Linked DNA regions of Homo sapiens: region 2 is linked to region 1. A link is a contact called in ENCODE Hi-C or POLR2A ChIA-PET data. All regions are on one chromosome and are shown on one strand. The core of a region is the stretch at or near the end of the contact, and the rest is flanking DNA. Distances in the headings are between cores, read along the strand shown.

What was found. Hi-C counts contacts between places; a loop is a spot of excess contacts on that map. ChIA-PET counts read pairs that join two places held with the same protein, here RNA polymerase II (POLR2A). Pooled maps may share reads with other maps.
Region 2: a loop to region 1 is called in a pooled map, with 2.6 times the contacts of the local background. The contact joins two enhancer-like sites. A Hi-C loop is called at or near these places in 1 of 168 maps with a recorded cell type or tissue (naive thymus-derived CD4-positive, alpha-beta T cell) and 8 of 50 pooled maps. POLR2A ChIA-PET finds 5 or more read pairs at or near these places in 3 of 52 experiments (activated B cell, activated CD4-positive, alpha-beta T cell and activated naive CD8-positive, alpha-beta T cell).

What each region holds. Positions count from the first base shown.
Region 1 is chr7:26,096,063-26,101,417 of GRCh38, reverse strand. The region is part of intron 1 of LOC105375199 (a long non-coding RNA gene); the gene reads left to right. Among named protein-coding and RNA genes, the nearest start is that of NFE2L3, 53 kb to the left of the region's middle. RefSeq lists a silencer at 1-80. Within about 2 kb of position 3,722, at least 3 of the 41 ENCODE cell types and tissues checked have a DNase peak (open chromatin) inside an H3K27ac peak, as active enhancers do.
Region 2 is chr7:26,312,438-26,317,806 of GRCh38, reverse strand. All of the region lies in intron 1 of SNX10 (sorting nexin 10), which reads right to left. Among named protein-coding and RNA genes, the nearest start is that of SNX10, 23 kb to the right of the region's middle. Within about 2 kb of position 3,231, at least 3 of the 41 ENCODE cell types and tissues checked have a DNase peak (open chromatin) inside an H3K27ac peak, as active enhancers do.

The DNA of each region.
Region 1 (5,355 bases), core at 2,473-4,972:
GGAATTTGGAAATTTGGAGTCCAGCGATGGGTACTGAAAAAGCATGAGGAACTTAGGTGTTAGTTTCATAGTTTTGTTGGATTTATTACATAGTTGTTAAAAATTAAGTTCCCGTAACAAGTAGTTTAAAGGAACATAATAAAAAGTACAGACAGCAGAAAAGAGAACGGCCGGTTCTCAACTGCATCAGTTCCTCTTTCCTGAGATCGAGCTGTTTAGCTTAGCCTGGGATTCTGAGCCTGTGGTCGTTTCCTTAGGTCTTGTTTTTCAAAGGCGGCAGGTCCTGGCTAGAACAGCTCAACTGCCTGTCTCCACACACTGTGTCCCTCCGCACCCGCCTGGACGACCCCTCGCCCCTGCCAGCAAAGTCCATATCACGTCATTTCTCTTACTGGGATGGAGTTTCCTCCCCTGTGTGGGATGTGGCCCCAGGGGCTTGGGCACCCTCATTTGGGCATGAGCCCATCCCATGGCCAGCCATGCTCGTGATGTGGCCTAATTTTATGCTTGTAAAAAGTTAAGTTTTAATGTCTTAATTTTAAAAATACATTTTAAATGTCATTTTGAAGAGATTGCGGGTGGGGGGAGGGGGGTCTCACTATATTGCCCAGGCTGGTGTTGAACTCCTGGACTCAAGTGATCCTCCCGCCTCCACCTCCCAAAGTGCGGGGATTACAGGCGTGAACCACTGCAGTGGGCCTCTTAAGTTTTAATTTCTGATCTGTTCTTATATTTTGGAGAAGCAATTTCACTTCCTAATTTTTTAAAAGACTGGGAACCATAAATATGAACCTTCTCCATTTCTGTCCTTTTAACAAACTTCAGAATTACCCATGGAAATAAGTGTGATTTAAGAGGAAATGACATTTTTCCTTTTCAGGATGCAGAAATTTTTAGTTGAAGTCCTGATTATATGGAAATTCCTGCATAACTTTTGGTGGCGGGGCAGAGTAGAAAACAAAAGGGTTCCCTAATAGATTTGTTATGTAAAAATTGCTAACCTTTATTCTTTCTATACCCTGCCATTATAGAGTGACAATCCATAAAATCATACTTCCTGTCAATGCACAGGCAGTGCCTGTCATATTTCACCCTCCTAGAAGTCATTAGCCGGGTGCAGTGGCTCATGCCTGTAATCCCAGCACTTTGGGAGGCCAAGGCAGGTGGATCACGAGGTCAGGAGTTCAAGACCAGTCTGGCCAATATGGTGAAACCCTGTTTCTACTAAAAATACAAAAATTAGCCAGGCATGGTGGTACGTGCCTGTAGTTCCAGCTACTCAGGAGGCTGAGGCAGGAGAATCACTTGAACCCGGGAGGCAGAGGTTGAAGTGAGCTGAGATTGTGCCACTGCACTCCAGCCTGGGTGACAGAGTGAGACTCAGTCTCAAAAACAAAAACAAAAACAGGAAGTCATCATTGGTGTGTGATTAGTGCGTACCTGTTTTTCATTCTAGATCTATCTTTTCCTTCTTTTTTCTCCTTTGCTTTTCCCTTGTGTGTTCATCTCTTCAGCAGTTGAACCAGGTTGTTCTTGAAAAGAGTCTTTTTTTTTCTTTTTCTTTTTTCTTTTTTTTTTTGAGACAGAGTCTCACTCTGTAGCCCAGGCTGGAGTGCAGTGGTGCGACCTCAGCTCACTGCAACCTCTGCCTCCCGGGTTCAAGCGATTCTCCTACCTCAGCCTCCTGAGTAGCTGGGACTACAGGCACGCACCATCATGCCCAGCTAATTTTTTTTGTATTTTTTAGTAGAGATGGGGTTTCACCATATTAGTCAGGCTGGTCTCGAACTCCTGACCTTGTGATCCGCCCACCTCAGCCTCCCGAAGTGCTGGGATTACAGGCCTGAGCCATCGCACCTGGCTGAAACAGCATCTTACCTCAGGGTCAGACTTGCGTCTGCAGTGGCTGCTGTTGCATCACTGTGGCCTTTACTGGGCCGAGTTCTCTCCAGTTGAAAGGCAAAATTGTTCAAGAGCCCATGCTCTTGCTGTCTGAGACAACCATCCAGCCCTGGGACTTCTGCTTTTGCTGGAGCTGGAAGATGGCACCAATGATGATGTTTGAGTGTGTTCTTGTTGGTATGTTGGAATATAAGACACATTTCTTGGCTGGGCATTTGGCTCATGCCTGTAATCCTAGCACTTTGGAAGGCTGAGGCAGGAGGATCGCTTGAGGCCAGGAGTTTGAGACCAGCCTGGGCAACATAGGGAGACCCTGTCTCTACAAAAAATAAAAATTATTAGCTGGGCATGGTGGCACACACCTGTAGTCCCAGCTACTTGGGAGGCTGAGGCAGGCACATTGATTTAGCCTGGGAGGTCGAGGCTGCAGAGAGCTGTAATTGTTCCACAGCACTCCAGCCTGAGTGACAAGTGAGACTGTCTCAAAAAAAAAAAAAAAAAAAGAGATAAGAACCATTTATTGACAGTGACCTAACTGTAAGACTCCGTGCTGGGTGCTATAAATAGGTGAAGGACAACTTTTCCTTACAATAATAAAAGAGAAAAACAATTTATAAAAATAATATAACCCAATGCCCAGTGAAGGAAGTCCCACGCACTCTAGTTACCAAATCTCATGACACGTATAAGAGAAGAAATTATTAGGATGACTTCTGTAGGATACAAAATTCTGGAGCTGGTAGAAAGTTTGGAGATTGTTCCATGTATGGACTTTGCAACCCACACTAAGCACTAGATTTTACACTGAGACCCAGTACACATGGACATAGATATGTAGCTGAAACATATTTTACAAACAATATTTCCTTGCCACGTGCAATGCCCTCTCACATATTCCATTTTATTCTATTATTTTAAAATGCTGTTTGCAAGCCACTACATTGATTTCCTGGCCCATGAAAATCAAACTGTTGTCTGGAGTTTGAAAACACTGATTTGGTGCAGCTCCTCACCTACGCATTATATCTCTGAGGCCCAGGAAGGCAGTGTGGCATAGCTCAAGCTTCACACCACAGTGGGGGCCCAGAGCTTACTGTCATTTTCTTCTCTTACCATGTTGGGTCACAAGCTTGGGAAAGTTCTTGGAGGTGAACACCAGCCAGGTAGAACAAAATGACCTAATGGCTGATGTCAGGATTGCTGGCTTCCATTCTCGATGGGCAGCTGAAATATATCTTATGGCCTCATGTGGGCTTCCTTTTCCTCTGACCAATGGTTTGTTCTGGTTTGCCTTGAACTGAGCAGTTTCCTGGGACGTGGGGCTGCCAGTGCTGAAACCGTGACAGTTCCATGCAAACTGGGACAGTTAGAGGACATTTATGCCCTACTACCCATGGTAAATGAGGGAACACCATTTGACCTCCATGTGCAAACAGCCACAGGCACAAACAGCTATGATTTTGATCCTTGGTATGTTATTTTGACAACCACTGGGGAATGAATTATCTCTGCAAGACAATACAAACCCAGTGACATAGACTCTTTCCTGTGTGTACCACTATTCCCTGTGCTACCAGAAAACCCCACTTCGACCCTTCTCTACGATATTTTCCAGAATTGGCTTAGAAGTATTGGCCTAGGAATCCTTGTGGTTGCTTCTGGTTGTCTTAATAGGTTGTAGATATTCTCCCTCCTCCTCTCAACCCCAAGGTTGTAGATATTCTCCCTCTTCCCCTACCCAGGTTCAGTAACTTGCCCAAGGTTGTAGATATTCTGATGCAATGAATGAGTCTAGTGAAAAGGACTGGTTGTAAGAAATGTTAAGAAATGATGACTCAGCCAGGCACGGTGGCTCACGTCTGTAATCCCAGCACTTTAGGAGGCTGAGGTGGGTGGATCACGAGGTCAGGAGTTGGAGACCAGCCTGGCCAACATGATGAAACCCCATCTCCACTAAAAAATACAACAATTAGCTGGGTGTGGTGGCAGGTGCCTGTAATCCCAGCTACTCGGGAGGCTGAGGCAGGAGAATTGCCTGAACCTGGGAGGCAGAGGTTGCAGTGAGCTGAGATCGCACCATTGCACTCCAGCCTGGGTGACAGAGCAAGACTCTGTCTCAAAAAAAAAAAAAAAAAAAAAAGAAATGACTCTAAGGGTAACAACAAAGAACAAAGATATTTGATTTGGATTTAAGATCTCACATTTCTCGTGGCCTTTTCACTTCCTGTTTTCCTCCTTTGCTCTGCTGGTTTAGCCTTTGTATATGATGAGGAGGTTTCACTCACTACAATGTCACCTAGTTGAAAGATGACTTCTCTGTTCCTGATACAATAGAGGAGTATTGATACATTTTTATTATTGACTATTTAAAAATATATCAATTATAGAGGGCTACAAAAAAACTGTATTTTTTTTTTTTGAGACAAAGTCTTGCTCTGTTGTCCATGTTGGAGTGCAGTGGCACAATCTTGGCTCATTGCAAACTCTGCCTTGTAGGTTCAAGCATTTTCTCTGCCTCAGCCTCCTGAATGGCTGGGATTACAGGTGTGCACCACCATGCCTGGCTAATTTTTGTATTTTTAGTAGAGAGGGAGTTTCACCATGTTGGCCAGGCTGGTTTCCCAAAATGCTGGGATTACAGGTGTGAGCCACCATGCCCGGCCCTCAGTATTGTATTTTGTAGATACCTTTGAGGTTATTTGAACCATGGGTCAGGCCAAGGTGGGGGCAGATGCGAACGTAAATGAGGCACTATTATGCTAGATACATTGTAAATGCAGACCCTAATGTACAGATGTTAGATGTAATGATGCTTATGATGCGTTCTTCTTGCTTGTTTTGTCCCTTCTGTGGAGTGGATAGATTTACTAAATCAACCCTCAAAAATCATTTCTGGAACTATTTCTCTGGATTTGCTTTTAGAGCCAGTGTAAAAAGCCATGTAAGAAAATAAATTCTTATTACATGGCAATCACATTTCCCTTTTGGTTTATAATCTAGGATTCTCAATCACCAACCAATTCCTAATGCCCTTTTGTTATCTACAAGAATCAAATTTACCCTCCAAATATGAAGATTTGCCACTACAGCAGATATTAAAAAGAACAGGCCGCTGGCTCTGTGTAGTGTTTCTAAAGAGGAATTTTAAAATGCGTTGAACAATGATATCATTGTTGGAATAAAGATGTAGCCTCCTGAGGTTTGTACTAATGAGGATGTGTAAGTTCTGATGTTTTGTTTAAAAATCTGTCACAGAACTTTAGAGTTTCTCTCTCTATGGACGCAATACTGCAAATAACTTGAACTGTGTGTCAGTTTGCTGTTGTTTGCATGCATAGCCTGTGGAAATATGTGAGTGGCTTTCTATATGATTCTTAATGGAGCATGAATATTTTTCATAACTCAAAATCATCATGTCATGTGTTTCATTGGATTCTTCATCTTTTTTTGATA
Region 2 (5,369 bases), core at 1,982-4,481, 220 kb before region 1:
CCTTTAATCTCAGCTATGCAGGAGGCTGAGGCAGGAGAATCGCTTGAACCCAAGAGGCAGAGGTTCCAGTGAGCCGAGATCGTGCCACTGCACTCCAGCCTGGGCAACAGAGTGAGACTCTGTCTCAAAAAAAAAAAAAAAAAAAAAGATCAAAGAAGATCACCATTAAATATTCAATATTCATTCAGGCTTCCATTTTTCCAAGTTAATTATTCCCAGGTATTTGGTGGCCCTTGCTACAGAGTAAGAGACTTAAATAAGTGTCTCTTCTAAGTTCCCAGTAAAATGAACAGAAAATGCCAACAGTAATAAAAACTGCCACTACTGATGACTATGTATCGGCCTTGTGCTGAGTATGTTGTATGTTGTTAATTCTCACAATCACCCATTTTACAGATGAAGATACTAAGGCTTAGAGAGGTAAAGTAACTTGTTCAAGGTCATCACCACAAAGTGACCAACGTGCTCAAGGGCAATGCTGGAATTCAAATCCATCTGTCACTAGTTAACCCTACTCACTTTTCAAATCTTGGTTACAATCTCACTACCCAGGGCGCTTGCTCTCACTCCCTCCAACAAGGTCAGCTCTCCCTAGGTAGCTTCCCTTGTACCATCATCTTCCTCTGTAACTCTTATCATAAGAATAAAAGATTATTCTGAGAATAAAAATATCATTACCCTTATTTGGGTAAATGCTGAATTAATGTCTGTGCCCCACCAAACCGTAAATTACAAATGGCATGGCTCCTCACTATTCTTGTTTATTTAGCATCTCCGGCCTCGATCTTGGTAGTATCAGGTATGTAACGCATACAGGAAATATGCATTAGCCTGGCTATTCAAGATTGACTACCATCAGAAATGTAGGCGATGTGATCTAACATTTGCATCTTAAAATTCTAGTATATTCTGGGCATACTCCAATTGCTTGGAGTTTTCCATACACATTCGCACAGACAGCATGAATAAATGGAGAAAAAAAGCGCCCAAAAATACTCAGCAGCTTAGGGCACTGCACTGATGAAGCATGGGCTGCCCAGTGTTCATCCTCCCTGGGCTCAAATCCTGCTAAGTGACCCTGGTCCACCTGCTTACCCTCTGTGCGCCTCGGTATCCTCATCTATAAAACAGTGATCAACAACAGAACCTAATTCTATATAATTATTACAAAGTACAAAGAAGTTAATATGTATAAAACACCTGGCCTAAAGCCTGGCTCATAACAAGCACATAGTAATTGCTGCCATTAATTATTATTATTAGGCTTAAAACCAAAAAACAGAACTACAGTTTGTCATTTGTTTTCCCCACTAGCACAAGCTCAGTGAAGATGAGTGTGGAAATGCCACAAGAGTTAAGGAACAGGTGCTTTCTTTCCCTCTGGTTACTTAATGCAAGGCAAACCCATTACGGTTAAAGGATAATGTAATCACACCAATGATTCATTGTTCCCATCCATAACCTTGGGTTTCTGGAAAATCCTGGGTTGCTGTCAGGTCTGAAATCATGTGATTCTAAGCCAATTTACTAATTAAGCTAGACCAAGAATCCAAAGTTGTCATCTGCTGCAAGGAAATGAGATCCCATTTTTTTTACTCTAGGTTTTTTGTTTTTTTTTTTTTTTTGAGACAGTCTCGCTCTGTCTCCCAGGCTGGAGTGCAGTGGTGCGATCTCGGCTCACTGCAAGCTCTGCCTCTGGGGTTCACGCCATTCTCCTGCCTCGGCCTCTCAAGTAGCTGGGACTACAGGCGCCTGCCACCACGCCCGGCTAGTTTTTGTATTTTGTTTAGTAGAGACGGGGTTTCACCATGTTAGCCAGGATGGTCTCGATCTCCTGACCTCGTGATCCACCCACCTCAGCCTCCCAAAGTGCTGGGATTACAGGAGTGAGCCATCGCGCCCAGCCAACTCTAGGTATAATTTTAAGCAAATAAGTTGCAAAAGATACCTTCTAAATACAAATTTGATAAAAATATAAAATCTCAAATTTGTCAGCTTCAATTTTATTTACATAAAAGAAAGCACCCCCTTTAAAACTGCTTTTCTAATAGAAAATATAAATTCACTTCATTTTGTATTATATTCGCTATCTTGCAGTTTTAAAACCCTATCAAGTATTTTGCAATTTTTTTTTTTTTGAGATGGAGTCTCACTCTGTCGCCCAGGCTAGAAGTGCAGTGGCGAAACCTCAGCTCACTGCAACCTCCGCCTCCTGGGTTCATGCCATTCTCCTGCCTCAGCCTCCCGAGTAGCTGGGATTACAGGCTCCCACCACCAGGCCCTGCTAATTTTTTGTATTTTTAGTAGAGACGGGGTTTCACCATGTTAGCCAGGATGGTCTCTATCTCCTGACCTTGTGATCCGCCCACCTCAGCCTTCCAAAGTGCTGGGATTACAGGCATGAGCCACCACACCCAGCCATATTTTGTGATTTTTAAAAAGCTATGACACTTTTGGGACAATGGGGATAGATTAATGTGACCCTGTTTATTAGATAATGTACTGTATAAAGTTAAATTTCCAGGATATGATAATGGCATTATAGTTATCTAGAAAAATGCCTTTCTTCCTAGGTTCAACTCTTGTAAACAAATATTTCTATGATCACATCTATAGGGTTTTCTGTGCACCCAAACATACAAATTCATTATTTACTCCTGACCAATCCAATTAATACATTTTGTTTAAATTGCTTTTCTGATTCATTTTGGTGGACTCTTTTCACTACATATGGCTTCTATTTTGATTCTTTTTCCTGCTATTTTAATCTGCTTTCTAGTCCCTTCCTTGGTTGTTTTTTTGTTTTGTTTTGAGACAGTCTCACTTGGTCACCCAGGCTGGAGTACAGTGGCACAATCTCAGTTCACTGCAACCTCTGCCTTTCGGGTTCAAGTGATTCTCATGCCTCAGCCTCCCGAGTAGCTGGGACTACAGGTGTGTGCCACTACACACAGCTAATCTTTGTATTTTCAGTAAAGACAGGGTTTCACCTGTTGGCCAGGCTGGTCTCAAACTCTGACCTCAAGTGATCCGCCCGCCTCAGCCTCCCAAAGTGCTGGGATTACAGGCATGAGCCACCACGCCTGGCCTGTTCTTTTTTCTTAAAATACTTTATGCAGAATCCCATGCAGTTCACAGGCTATATTCTTGATACTCAACTATGAAACTGAAAGCCACTAGAAAAAAAGGGAACTGCATATACTACGGAAATAGTTGCTAAATCTCAGCAAATTCACAAGTCAATATAACAACTAAAAGCCCAAGGGTTTCAGAGCAATGTGTTTTAAACAAGCCACACAGGACCCATATTATACTTAGTCATAATATAAAAATATTGCCAGTCTGGCTAACATGGTAAAACTCCATCTACTAAAAATTCAAAAAATTAGCCAGGCATGGTGACACACGCCTGTAATCCCAGCTACTCGGGAGGCTGAGGCAGGAGAATCGTTTGAATGGAGGCAGAGGTTGCAGTGAGCTGAGATACCACCACTGCACTCCAGCCTGGGCAACAGAGTGAGACTCCATCTCAAAAAAAAAAATTGAACAGTAGGCACATTATGTCCTTTACAAGAATGGACTACCCTTTGAAAATATATTGACAGACAAGCCATTTCAGTCTAACAAGATTAAAAAGGAATAACTTTTTTAAAAAGAAAATGGTATTTGTTACCTGTCAGAAATTCAGGTTCTTGGGCCAGGCGTGGCGGCTCACACCTGTAATCCCAGCACTTTGAAAGGAGACTGAGGTGGGAGGATCACCTGAGGTCAGGAGTTCGAGATCAGCCTGGCCAACATGGGGAAACCCCGTCTCTACTAAAAATACAAAAATTAGGTGGGGTAGTGGCATGTGCCTGTAGCCTCCCCAGCTACTCGGGAGGCTGAGACAGGAGAATCACTTGAACCCAGGAAGCGGAGGTTGCAGTGAGCCGAGATCGCGCCTCCACTGCACTTCAGCCTGGCGATAGAGTGAGTCTCCATCTCAGAAAAAGAAAAGAAAAAGAAAAAAGAAATTCAGGTTCTTCAGCACTCAGGATTTCATTACCAGTCTGATGACGGCTCAATTTCACATTTTTTTTTAATTATTATGCCACAAGGGAACAATGATCCTTAGGAGGAGAGAGAATGTGGGGACAAACAGGGGGTGGGGTTTTCTTACATGAATGTTCAGGAAAAGGACAGACTTTAGCCACACTCATTTGGCAGGGCCCCCAATTCGTCTAATGCCTAAATTATTTAACCCTTTGTTAACAGGCAGCCTTTAAAGGCATATCATTCCTCTGAATATTCTTTGCATAGAGTCCCAGATATAGTAGGTCCTCCCATGCTGGCAAAACAATCACAAAAAGCTCAGTTAAGCAAACTCAGCCAAAAAAGGTGCATCAGGTAGTGAAGCAACAGCATTGGGAAGAAAGACATCAGTTTACAGGTTCTAACAAGATCAGGAGTCCACTAGATTAATTAAGCAGCTCTAAAGATCTGCTGTACAACATTGCGCCTATGGCTAACAATACTGTATTATACACTGGAAAGTTTGTTAAGAGGGTAGGTCTCCTGGTGAGTATTCTAATCACAATAAAATGTTCTTTTTTTAAAAAGTGGGGGCAGGTATCTGCTAAATGGTTTTTAGTTAGCCTCGTTCTCTTTTTGTGGCTGTGTACTATTCCATGATGTGAATGCAACACACTTCATTTCACCAGCACCCACTGATAAGACATTCTCGTGCTACTATGAACAGTACGCAGTAAATACCTGCATGAGTAAATTTCTGTAAGTGGAATTGCTGGATCAAGCCATATCATCTGAATCATCAAGATATTGGCAAAGCAACGTATTTACAAATGAGTGGGTTGTTTTCCTGTATCTTCCCTAACATGATCCGTTTGCAAAATGTTTTATCTTTGTCAATCCTAGATAGGCAAAAAATGGCTTATTTCAATGTGATTTAATTAGTATTTTTTTTCAATTATGCATAAGAGCAAGCATTTTTCATGTGTTTAGGTGCCACTATTTTCTTTTTTTTGAGACGGAGTCTCACTCTGTCACCCAGGCTGGAGTGCAGTGGCGTGATCTCGGCTCACTGCAACCTCCGCCTCCCGGGTTCAAGCGATTCTCTTGCCTCAGCCTCTTGAGTAGCTGGGATTACAGGCAAGCGCCAACACGCCTGGCTAATTTTTGTATTTTTAGTAGAGACGGGGTTTCACCATATTGGCCAGGCTGGTCTCGAACGCCTGACCTTGTGATCCGACAGCCTCGGCCTCCCAAAGTGCTGGGATTACAGGCTTGAGCCACCATGCCCGGCACCACTATTTTCTTTTATACAAATTGTTTATGTCTTTCAATCATTTTCTTACAGAGTTCCTGTTCTT